2 separate regions of the Homo sapiens genome follow, and region 2 is linked to region 1. A link is an interaction called in ENCODE POLR2A ChIA-PET data of the cell type or tissue named here. Cell type or tissue: A673. All regions are shown on one strand. Links, peaks and the distances in the headings refer to the core of each region. The heading gives the core; the rest is flanking DNA. Region 1 has its middle 4.6 kb from the start of CBFB. Region 2 overlaps KCTD19 (potassium channel tetramerization domain containing 19).

Region 1 (5,370 bases), core at 259-5,258:
GCAGACCCAGAACAGCAGCCCCACAGACAGCCTTGGGCAACTCCAGGCCACAGGGTAACCCACACTCGTCGTAGTCTGGCATCCAACAGCCAGGATGACCGGGAAATAAGCCACAGGCTGAAGGAGGCCATCTCCTCGGCTGACCTCTATATGCCTTTTTGGTTGTTAATTTTTTTTCACTTATTTAAAAAAACAGAATTAAAGGAAATTTATAAAGGAAATTTTCACCCATGTAAGGTACACTTAAGTCTGTGCTCCTAACAGCTTTGGCAGCTGTTGAGTTGGGTATGGGTTGGCCCAGACACCATGCTATGGGTGTTTGCTAAGGGGGTTTGCTAAGATCCAGCTCTACTAAGGCCCACTCATGGAGGCTTAGAGGTGTCTTTTCTGTGCCAAGAAACATCTGCCCCCACCGTCCCAAAACCTGACTGAATTATCTGAAGTCCGGTCATCTGGAATCTTCCTTTCGTAAGGATTCAAGCCAACCAAGGGCCTCCTCTTGAGTATCTCCCTAACTTCCTAGGTGGGTGGCTGCTCCTGCAGGCTCCTAAAGCTGATCTTGGGTGGGTAAGTAGATAATACACAATGAAGCTGAGGAGAGCGCAGGAACCCTCACTTGCCTAGTGCAACTGTGAAGCTCTGTTCAGGGTGCCTTCATGCACCTTATCACAGTTAATTCACACAACCACTTTCTTTTTTTTTTTTGAGACGGAGTCTCACTCTGTTGCCCAGGCTGGAGTGCAATGGTGCAATCTCGGCTCACTGCAACCTCTGCCTCCCGGGTTTAACCGATTCTCCTGCCTCAGCTTCCTGAGTAGCTGGGATTACAGGCGCCTGCCACCACGCCCAGCTAATTTTTGTATTTTTAGTAGAGAAGGGCAGGCTAGTCTCGAACTCCCAACCTCAGGCAATCTGCCCGCCTTGGCCTCCCAAAGTGCTGGGATTACAGGCGTGAGCCACCGCGCCCGGCCCACACAACCATCTTCTAAGTCAGGTCTTCTGTCTCCTGAGAGATGAGGAAACAGACTTTGAAAAAGTAAATAAGGCCAGGAGCGATGGTTCACGTCTGTAATCCTAGCACTTTGGGAGGCTGAGGCGGGTGGATTGCCTGAGCTCAGGAGCTCGAGACCAGCCTGGGCAACACAGTGAAACCCGGTCTCCACGGAAATACAAAAAATTAGCTGTGCGTGGCAGCGTGTGCCTGTAATCCCAGCCACTCTGGAGGCTGAGACAGGAGAATCACTTGAACCCGGGAGGCAGAGGTTTCAGTGAGCCGAGATTGCACCACTGCACTCCAGCCTGGGTGACAGAGCAAGACTCTGCCTCAAAAAAAAAAAAAAAAAAGTAAAAGTAAAAAAGGACAGTGACGAGACCCTGATCCATTTGAAATAACAAAATGGGGGCTGGGCATGGTGGTGCACACCTGTAATCTCAGTAGTTTGGGAAGTGGAAGTGGGAGGATCACTTGAGGCCAGGAGTTTGAGGCCATCCTAGGCAACAGAGTGAGACCCTCCCCCGACTCTAAAGAAACTAGCTAAGCATTGGGATACATCATCTTCATTCCTTCCTCACCACAACCCTGTAAGTTTAGTATTATTGATCCTATTCTACAGATGGGCCAACGGAGATTCACAGGGGTTAAGTGACCCCAGGGTGGTGATTTTAATCATTCTACTCTGAGACCTAGTGGAGATACCAAAAGTCCTGCCTGCTGCCCTCACTGAACTGCAAACTCATAGAAGGCTATGTCTGGGGTTATTCCTCTGGGAGCACCCCACCATGTTCTAGAAGGGTCCCCACAGGTTGAAGAAAGGGGTTCTATTTTGGGCCTTGTGGCAGGATGTGGGTCTGCCCTTGAGGACTGTGCATTCCTATCTCTGAGCCTGTTTGTCCCTTCTTGGCTTGGAAGGTCAAAGTCTAGATGTCCTGCCTCTGCAGGCCCAGCAGAAAGGATGGTTTTATCCAGGTCTGGTGTCAGCAGCCACCCACCTTTGCCTCTCCTCACAGAGGAAGTCTCTGAGCCTCTGATGCATTTTTTCTAAGGAAATAGTTTCCCTTCAGTTACTGAGAAAATATTGTACCATCTTGAAGCTGAAATAGGATCTGGAGCCACAAATGAGACTTGAGAGGAGTGGGAGACAAGGAAAATTAGTGGCTGGCACATTGCCTAAAACCCTGGCTCCACTCAGCTTCTAGTTTTTAGAAGGCAATGGGCCTTAATTCAGGATGAGGGTGTCATCTGCCCAAGTGTGGCAGTTTCCTGGGCCCTAAAGAATTTTTTTCTTTTTGAGATATAATTTATATACCGTAAAATCCACCCTTGGGCCCAGAGAATCTCCCCTCCCTCCCAGGGGCATCTCCCCCTTCTGAGCCCTCTAGCCACCCTCCCCCAGCTCAGCCATCCCATAGGGAAAGGAAAGCAGAGAGGAGCAAGTTTCCCCAGAATAGCATTTCTTTAGTGTTGGGATCAATAAACCCGTTTGCTTAAAAGGAACCAGATGATTTCATCCTTGTAATTATAAGTTTGACGTTTGCAAATCTTGCCCGGGCTCCAAATGAGCCTCTTTGTCATGGGGGTTGGGGGTGGAGGAGTTTGTCTGGGTGCCTGGGGATGGCAGGACTGAGCCTACTGTGGTGGGAAGAGGGCCAAGCTGGGGTCAGGAAGCCTGGCTGATGATCTTAGAGGGCTGCCTTGGACTGCTCCCCTTCCCCTCCCCTGCTCTCCTAGTTTCTGACAAGTGATGGGAAACAGACTAGACTAAGGGGCTAGGGAATAAAAATAATGGTAATAACAATAATAATGGTAGTAATAATAATAATATAATGTGATGAGAGCTGGGATGAGCTCTAACCACACCACCCTTTTGCTTAAGACCCCTCCCCCAAGATTGAAGAAACTTGGGGCAGAAAGACAAAGGCCCTCAGCCTAGCATTTATGACCCCCTGACAATCCCTACTTTCCAACACTATCTCCCATCGTTTCTCCCCATGGCACCCTGCAATCCAGCCATACTGGCCTGTTTCCATTCCCTACGTGCCCATACCATGACTTCCTCCTGTTTCTCTGTTGGGAAAACTCATCTTTCTTCTTTCTTTCTCTTTTGGGGCAGGGTCTTCCTGTTTCACCCAGGCTGGAGTGCAGTGGTGCAATCATGGCTTACTGCAGCCTTGACCTCCTGGGGTCAAGCAATCCTCCCACCTCAGCCTCCTGAGTAGCAAGTAGCAAGTAGCTGGGACTACAGGTGCCACCATGCTTGGGTAATTAATAAAAAAAAATTTTTTTTTAGAGATGGGGTCTCACTATGTTGTCCAGGCTGTACTTCTTCTTTAAATATGTTCACCGGCCTCTGATTGTCCTCCATGGAATGACTGCCCCACAGCATCCATTTATTCATTTGGCTCCATGCTATGGCCAAGGAGATGGTCAGCCCACCTGGGACATAGCAGTCCCCTGGATTCTAGGAGGATTTAGTTCTACACTAATTTGTTTACTTTACTGTGAAGCCTTCATATGAGGGTCTCTCCCCTCACCCTTAAAACTTTTTAAAGTTATTTAAAACTTGTACTTTTTTTGTAGAACATTTAGGACATACAGGCCGGGTGCAGTGGCTCACGCCTGTAATCCCAGCACTTTGGGAGCCCGAGGTGGGCGGATCATGAGGTCAGGAGATGGAGACCATCCTGGCTAACACAGTGAAACCCTGCCTCTACTAAAAATGCAAAAAATTAGCCGGGCATAGTGGCAGGCGCCTGTAGTCCCAGCTACTCAGGAGGCTGAGGCAGGAGAATGGCGTGAACCCGGGAGGCGGAGCTTGCAGTGAGCCAAGATCGCGCCACTGCACTCCAGCCTGGGCAAGCAACAGAGTGAGACTCTGCCTCAAAAAAAAAAAAAAAAAAAAAGTTCTGGATAGTATTTTTAGGATCAATTTCCAAAAGTAGAACCACTAGGTCAAAAGATATGGACATTTTAAGATTCCTGATGTATGTTGCCAAATTTCTCTTTGACATCACCTCTTCTCTTTTCTTGAGTCTTAAGAATCTGTTCCTCCTCCTCCTTCCATTTCTCTTATCAGTGTCTGAGACACAGGAAATGCCAACCAAGAATAAACCAAGAGCTGCAGATAGAGATCAATGGATCAATACAGGAGGTTGAATAATTCAACACTCACTTCTGGCTCATTATTGACTCTGGAATCCAAATGCCTCTTTTACCTTCTCTCCTTTTGTGTCCCAGCTGATAACGCCTTGATAACCTGCCATGTTCTTGGATTCTTTCCCAAACTTTCCAAGCTTGGAACCATCAAAACAGGCAGGCTTTCTCATCATGCTGTAATATTACCTTGTAAATAAGCAGAAATAATTACTAGCCCACGGACACCTCACCAGCCTGCCTCCCCTCCAGGAACACAAAAAGGGCAATTTAGAAAGCAGACAATCGTTCTTTTCCTTGAGATGACACTACTGAGTAAATAGGCAAGGAATTCAGCTTTGGTCTGCTCCAGGCCTGGCTAACTTCCCTCTGTCTAGCTTGTCTTTCTCCCCTTTCTTGGCCAGACCAATTCACACTCTTCATTAAGTGTAGTTTAGAGAGGCCAGGCTCAGTGGCTCATGCCTGTAAGCCCAGCACTTTGGGAGGCCAAGACAGGTGAATGGCTTGAGCCCAGGAGCTCGAGGCCAGTTTGGGCAGCATGATGAAACCCCATCTCTACAAAAAGATACAAAAAATTAGCTGGGTATGGTGGTGCAAGCCTGTAGTCCCAGCTACCCAGGAGGCTGAGGTGGAAGGATCATCTGAGGTGGGGAGGTCGAGGCTGCAGTGAGCTGAGATTGTGCCACTGCAGCTCTTCAGCCTAGGCAACAGAGTCAGACCCTGTCTAAAAATAATAATAATAATAATAATTCCACACGCGGTGGCACATGCCTGTAATCCTAGCACTTTGGGAGGCCGAGGCGGGCAGATTACCTGAGGTTGGGAGTTCGAGACCAGCCTGACCAACATGGAGACACCCTGTCTCTACTAAAAACACAAAATTAGCCGGGTGTGGTGGCGCATGCCTCTAATCCCAGCTACTCGGGAGGCTGAGGCAGGAGAATCACTTGAACCCGGGAGGCGGAGGTTGCAGTGAGCTGAGATCGCGCCATTGCACTCCAGCCTTGGCAACAAGAGTGAAGCGCCTTTAAAAAAAAAAAAAAAAAAAAGAGTAGTTCGAGCCGGGGCAGTGGCTCACACCTGTAATCTCAGTACTTTGGGAGGACAAGGCGGGCAGATCACCCGAGGTCGGGAGTTTGAGACCAGCCTGGCGAACATGGTGAAACCCTGTCTCTACTAAAAATACAAAAATTAGCTGGGGGTGGTGGCACATGCCTGTA
Region 2 (5,370 bases), core at 101-5,100, 280 kb before region 1:
ATAAGGTATGTTGATAAGTTGTTTCAGAACAAGGAGAACCTAGGATAAGTTACAGCACCAGAAACCTGCCAAAACCAGGACCTACAGCTAAACCAGAAATAGCCTCATTAACTCACTGTGTTCCCCTTTGTTTTTCAAGTGAATTTTCTTCGCTCACAGAAGATTTTACTACCGGATAATTTCTCCAACATTGATGTATTAGAAGCAGAAGTGGAAATTCTGGAAATCCCTGCACTCACTGAAGCCGTAAGGTGGTACCGGATGAACATGGGTATGTCGCCAGGAAACCTTGGCTCCCCCTCGACAGTCTTGGCTTGACCTGGAAAAGCCAAGAACAATCTTCCCTCCCACAATCACTTCGGGCTTTGGGGGTTAGTGAGAGGATTGGGTTTTCTGGCTGACTCTGAATCCAAGAAGAGGATTCACAGCCTGAAACCCTGTGTGCTGCCCTGCCGGCTCAGCCTTCCCACTGAGGGTGGGGAGTGGGCAACCAGCCAGGGGTGTAGAAAGCCCAGCCCAGCCTGGATCAGGAGGAGCCCAGCCTGGGTGGGGAGCCAGGCTGGAATGTCCTGGGCCTGAAGGCAGGCTTCTCAGGGGCAGGGGAGGTCTGCCCTGCTTGTGAAAGTGGTGGGGACTAAGAGCACCCACCAGCCACTCCCATCCTTCCTCTTCCAGGCACGGTTGGAGGTGTGGGAAATGCTCAGTGCTTCATGCATCTCATCCACCCCCAAATTCCCTCGTCACCTCACGTGGAAACCCCCGGCTGCTGTGCCTGTTTCTGCCTATTCCTGACGCTTGCTGACCCCTGTCCAGCCTAGGCCTTCGTGCTCCCAGCCCTACCTCATTCCAGCTTGTTCTTCCCCTCATGGTTTCCTCAGGGCTGTTCATCATTCCATTTCCCAACTCCACCTCCATGGAAGCTACTGTGCATGTTATAGGGCGCAAGCTACCTGAGCATGGCTTCAGCCACCATCCCGAGAATGTGTAGAACTGCATTGCACATGGGAAGTTTGGCCTGGACATCACCAGACATTTATCCCATGGCAATCAGGCCTTTCCTTATCTTCAGGCATAGATTTCCCAGCCTTCTCCCAGACAAATAGAAACCCATCCTCTTGGCCAGGCGCTGGTGGCTGATGCCTGTAATCTCAGCATTTTGAGAGGCCAACGCAAGTGGCTCACTTGAGGTCAGGAGTTCGAGACCAGCCTGGCCAACATGGTGAAACCCCATCTCTACTAAAATACAAAAATTAGCCGGGCATGGTGGCACGCACCTGTAATCCCACTACTTGGGAAGCTGAGGCAGGAGAATCGCTTGAACCCAGGAGGTGGAGGCTGCAGTGAGCCGAGATCATGCCACTGCACTCAAGCCTGGGCAACAGAGTGAGACTCCTTCTCAAAAAAGAAACCCATCCTCTTTGTGGGGAGTGGCATGCTCCAGCAGGTCTCAGGACCCTGTCCCAGGGCCTTATAATCCGCTTAAGATGGTGTGAGTTCAGCCCCTTCCCTCAAAGCCTTCTACTCCTCAGAGAACATAGATCATTGTGAGATGGTAGCGTAGTCCCTGCTCCACAGAGCAATGCAAAGATGGAGGAAGTGTGTTGACAGCCAGGCTCTGGGAGCTGGCAGCACTCCTCAAACACAAAGGGTGGCTTTAGCTTTCTACAAAGCATCACAATAAGGGAAACAGCTGTGGTAACCTTGGAGCTGGACAGAGCTGACCTCAAATCCTAGCCCTGCCCCTGCCTAGCTTTGCAGTTTAGGGCAAGATACTTCATTAGCCTCTCAGGGCAGGTTCTTCAACGTGAAATGATGATAGCACTATCCCCTCTTGCAGGGTTGCTCTGAGGATTGGAGATGATCCACGAACATCCCCCAGCAGTGTGCCCACTGGCACATTGTTGCCACGGGAGCAGGGTCCTGAAGGCTGTGATAACTGTATTCTCTGGACTGTACCCTAGGCCCACTATAGGAGAAAAAGGTCCCATCCATAAACCAGCAACCCAAATACCCACCCTGAAAATAATGCCACACAGTATGTCTCTGGGGGAAATTCTGCCCAGGAGAGCCAGCAACAGGGGCTGTGAATCCAGGAAGCCTGTAACACACATTGAGTTTCCAGGCCATGGTTGCCGTTCTTTACCTTTGGATGGTTACAGAAGAGCTTGGAACTAATGAAGACTCCTGCAGAGGCTAGGGCCAGATGGCTGCTTTCCTGAAACTTAGGAAATTCAGATGCTAGTGATACAGCAAATGAATCCCCCCACTCCCAACTCACCTCCCAACAAATAGTTATGACTTCTAAGCCTGAGTATACAAAAAAATTATACTAATTTTGAGAAGATCTTGATTTGGACTGTGCAAAGAAATATCCTTCCTCTGAGCCTCCTCGGTACAATGGAGGCAGCAGTAGGAACCGAGCCCCAAAGCCTCCAATCCAGCTATGACCATGGGGGGCCTAGGAGTCACCCCTTTCTCTCTGACACAGGTGGCTGTTCCCCGACCACCTGTTCTCCCCTGAGCCCCGGGAAGGGGGCCCGCACAGCCAGCCTGGAGTCCGTGAAACCGCTCTACACAATGGCCCTGGGTCTGCTGGTCAAGTACCCGGACTCTGCGCTGGGCCAGCTTCGCATCGAGAGCACGCTAGACGGAAGCCGACTGTACATCACAGGGAATGGCGTCCTCTTTCAGCACGTCAAGTGAGGTCCTCCTTAGGGCACACTGAGTCCCATCACCCTTGGCTCTGCCCTTCCCTCTAGGAATAACCTGGGGCCTTTCCCACTAGCCAGAGGTGAAGTGTGTCCTTGGGGCCAGCCCATCATTTTAGCCATTACCATCACCAGCACCGCCACACTACCACCAGGTTAGGGCCTCAAAGGAGAGGGCTAGTGCCAAGGTACAAGGGTTGCCAAGGTTCAAAGGCTTCAGACCATTTCCTATTTCTGTCCTCTGCAGTCCATTTCCCTGGTTCTAGCCCTGTGCTAGGTCTGAGGTGACCAGGCCACAGTCAGGGAGCTGGGTACCTCCCTGTGCAGACCCCTCTACAAAGGTCCTCCGCCACTCTTGGGAGGCTCACTGGACACACAGAATGGCCAGAGCCAGGGGTGAGCCCCCTTAGAAGCAGGGCAGGGCAGGCCAGGCCAGGCCAGGCTTCCCAGAGGTGCTGATCCTCAGCCTTTGCCTTATGGGATGAGCTCAGGATGTCCTCATTAGTGCAGGGGCAAGGAATCCAACCCTGTTTTGTAGATGGGCAAACTGAGGTGCAGAACAGCAGAGCAACTCTCTGAGGGTCACAAAACAGACTGGCACCAAAATGGAAGGTAGAAGTGGGTTTTCTGGAGCCCCTGGGAGAGGGTCAGCTGACCCTGAATGCTGTCTTTTCCCAATATTGTTGTTTTGGGCTCTTTTAGCCCATAAAGTCCATATCTTTCAGAGATGTCCACCCTGATGTCACAGAGGGCAAAGACAAGTGCCTTGGAAGGGAGGGTTTGGAGAAGGGGGTTGATGTTTAGACCCCAGCCTTTTTCCAAGACCGTGGCAGGCTGCAACACAGTGACTGAGATGTCTTGGGCAGATGCGTATGAGGCAAGAAGGGAGCGACTGGGCCCTGGGCTGGCCCTGGAACCGGAAACACGGCCTGGAGACATGAAATTAGTCCATTTAGAGGGCTTTGCTGAAATAAGTCAAGCTCAGCTCCAAAAATGTGACCGGTTGTCCAGGCTTACTCTCCTACAAGGTTAAACAGATTTCCAGTTAAAACAAGGAAACGGGCTGGGCGCGGTGGCTCACACCTGTAATCCCAGCACTTTGGGAGGCCAAGGCAAGCAGATCATGAGGTCAAGAGATTGAGACCATCCTGGCCTACATGGTGAAACCCCGTCTCTACTAAAAATACAAAAAATTAGCCGGGCATGGTGGCGGGTGCCTGTAGTCCCAGCTACTCAGGAGGCTGAGGTAGGAGAATGGCATGAACCCTGGAGGCGGAGCTTGCAGTGAGCCGAGATCGCGCCACTGCACTCCAGCCTGGGTGACAGAGTTAGACTCCGTCTCAAAAAAAGAAAAAAAAAAAAAAAGAAACCCCGTCTCTACTAAAAATACAAAAAATTAGCCAGGCGTGGTGGCGGGTGCCTGTAGTTCCAGCTACTTGGGAGGCTGAGGCAGGAGAATTGCTTGAACCTGGGAGGCAAAGGTTGCAGTGAGCCAAGATTGCGTCACTGCACTTCAGCCTGGCGACAGAGTGAGACTCCATCTAAAAAAAAAATACAAGGAAACGATGTTAATGATGCCTGATTTAAGCCAGTGTTGCGGCAAGGCATCCTAGGCATGGAAAGTTTACAGGCTCGACTCTCTTGGGGTACAATGCTGATGTTCTTCATGACAGACCTTTCCTCTGGGCAGGAACTGGCTGGGGACTTGCCGGCTGCCCCTGACAGAGACCATTTCCGAGGTATATGAGCTCTGTGCCTTCCTAGACAAAAGGGACATCACCTACGAGCCAATCAAAGTTGCTTTGAAGACTCATCTGGAGCCAAGGACTTTGGCACCCATGGATGTGCTCAGTAAGTGAGAAAGCTTCTAGGTTTGAATTTAGCATCAGGGGAGTATCTGGGAGATTGGAGGGAATAGATGATGTGGCCAGGACGAGGAACTGTAGATGGAGGAGGAGGGGAAAGCCAGGCCAATATTTTGGATTTTTACAAAAGGGAAACTTTCATATTAAGTGCTCCCTCCTCACCTCCAAGCCCACAATTCGTCTCCAGCAGCAGACAGGGCTGTTACCCAGTCTGGGGCCACGCAGGACCCCCAGGGCAGGCCTGCCTTGACCCTGGGAGCTGACTTGCTGTGCTTCTCACAGCCATGCAGGGAGGAGCCTCCTCTGTTAAACAGAGCTGTCCCTGGGTCCATTTAACAGCCAAAAAATAGGTTCAGAGAAGAAAACTCACTCAAGTTACACAGTGGTCAAGCTGGGGTTTGACTGAGTCCAAAGCTAATGTTGTTTTCACCAGCTGCCTATAACTTCTTATTACCAAAAATTTGGGGGACAAAGTTTAAGCTGTATTACTATCATTTAGCAGCATCCAACATTTATTGAGTACCGGTCATATACCAGGACAGCAGTAGACACTGGCGGCACAGAAGTAAGCAACACAGACTTAGTCCCTTTCTTCCTGGAGTTCACGGTCTAGTTCTATACATCTTATCTCTTGGTTATATAATCTAGTTATATACCCTTCATTCATTACAGAGCTCATTAGAAACTGCTTCCCAAACATCAGAACAAGGCCTACATATAGTCATCTCCAGGAAAAGGGTTATGGGTTCATCTTTCCAGCATACAGCCCCCATTCTCCAGACATGCCTAGAGGCTTA

The links. ChIA-PET counts read pairs that join two places held together with the same protein. Peaks named below come from ENCODE experiments on the same cell type or tissue, not always from the same donor. Only the 100,000 strongest peaks of a DNase experiment are listed, where the experiment ranks them.
Region 2: POLR2A ChIA-PET joins it to region 1 with 8 read pairs; 2 of 35 experiments call an interaction of 5 or more read pairs at or near these places.

The regions. Positions count from the first base shown.
Region 1 is chr16:67,021,848-67,027,217 of GRCh38, reverse strand. No RefSeq gene overlaps it. Among named protein-coding and RNA genes, the nearest start is that of CBFB, 4.6 kb to the left of the region's middle. In A673, for the core only: no CTCF peak of the experiment used is centred there; a DNase peak (open chromatin) is centred at 2,247; H3K27ac peaks cover 1,207 bases.
Region 2 is chr16:67,296,692-67,302,061 of GRCh38, reverse strand. KCTD19 (potassium channel tetramerization domain containing 19) reads left to right here. Exons shown (of 16, transcript NM_001100915.3): 5 at 140-271; 6 at 2,489-2,699; 7 at 4,399-4,559. Among named protein-coding and RNA genes, the nearest start is that of PLEKHG4, 20 kb to the right of the region's middle. In A673, for the core only: no CTCF peak of the experiment used is centred there; no DNase peak of the experiment used is centred there.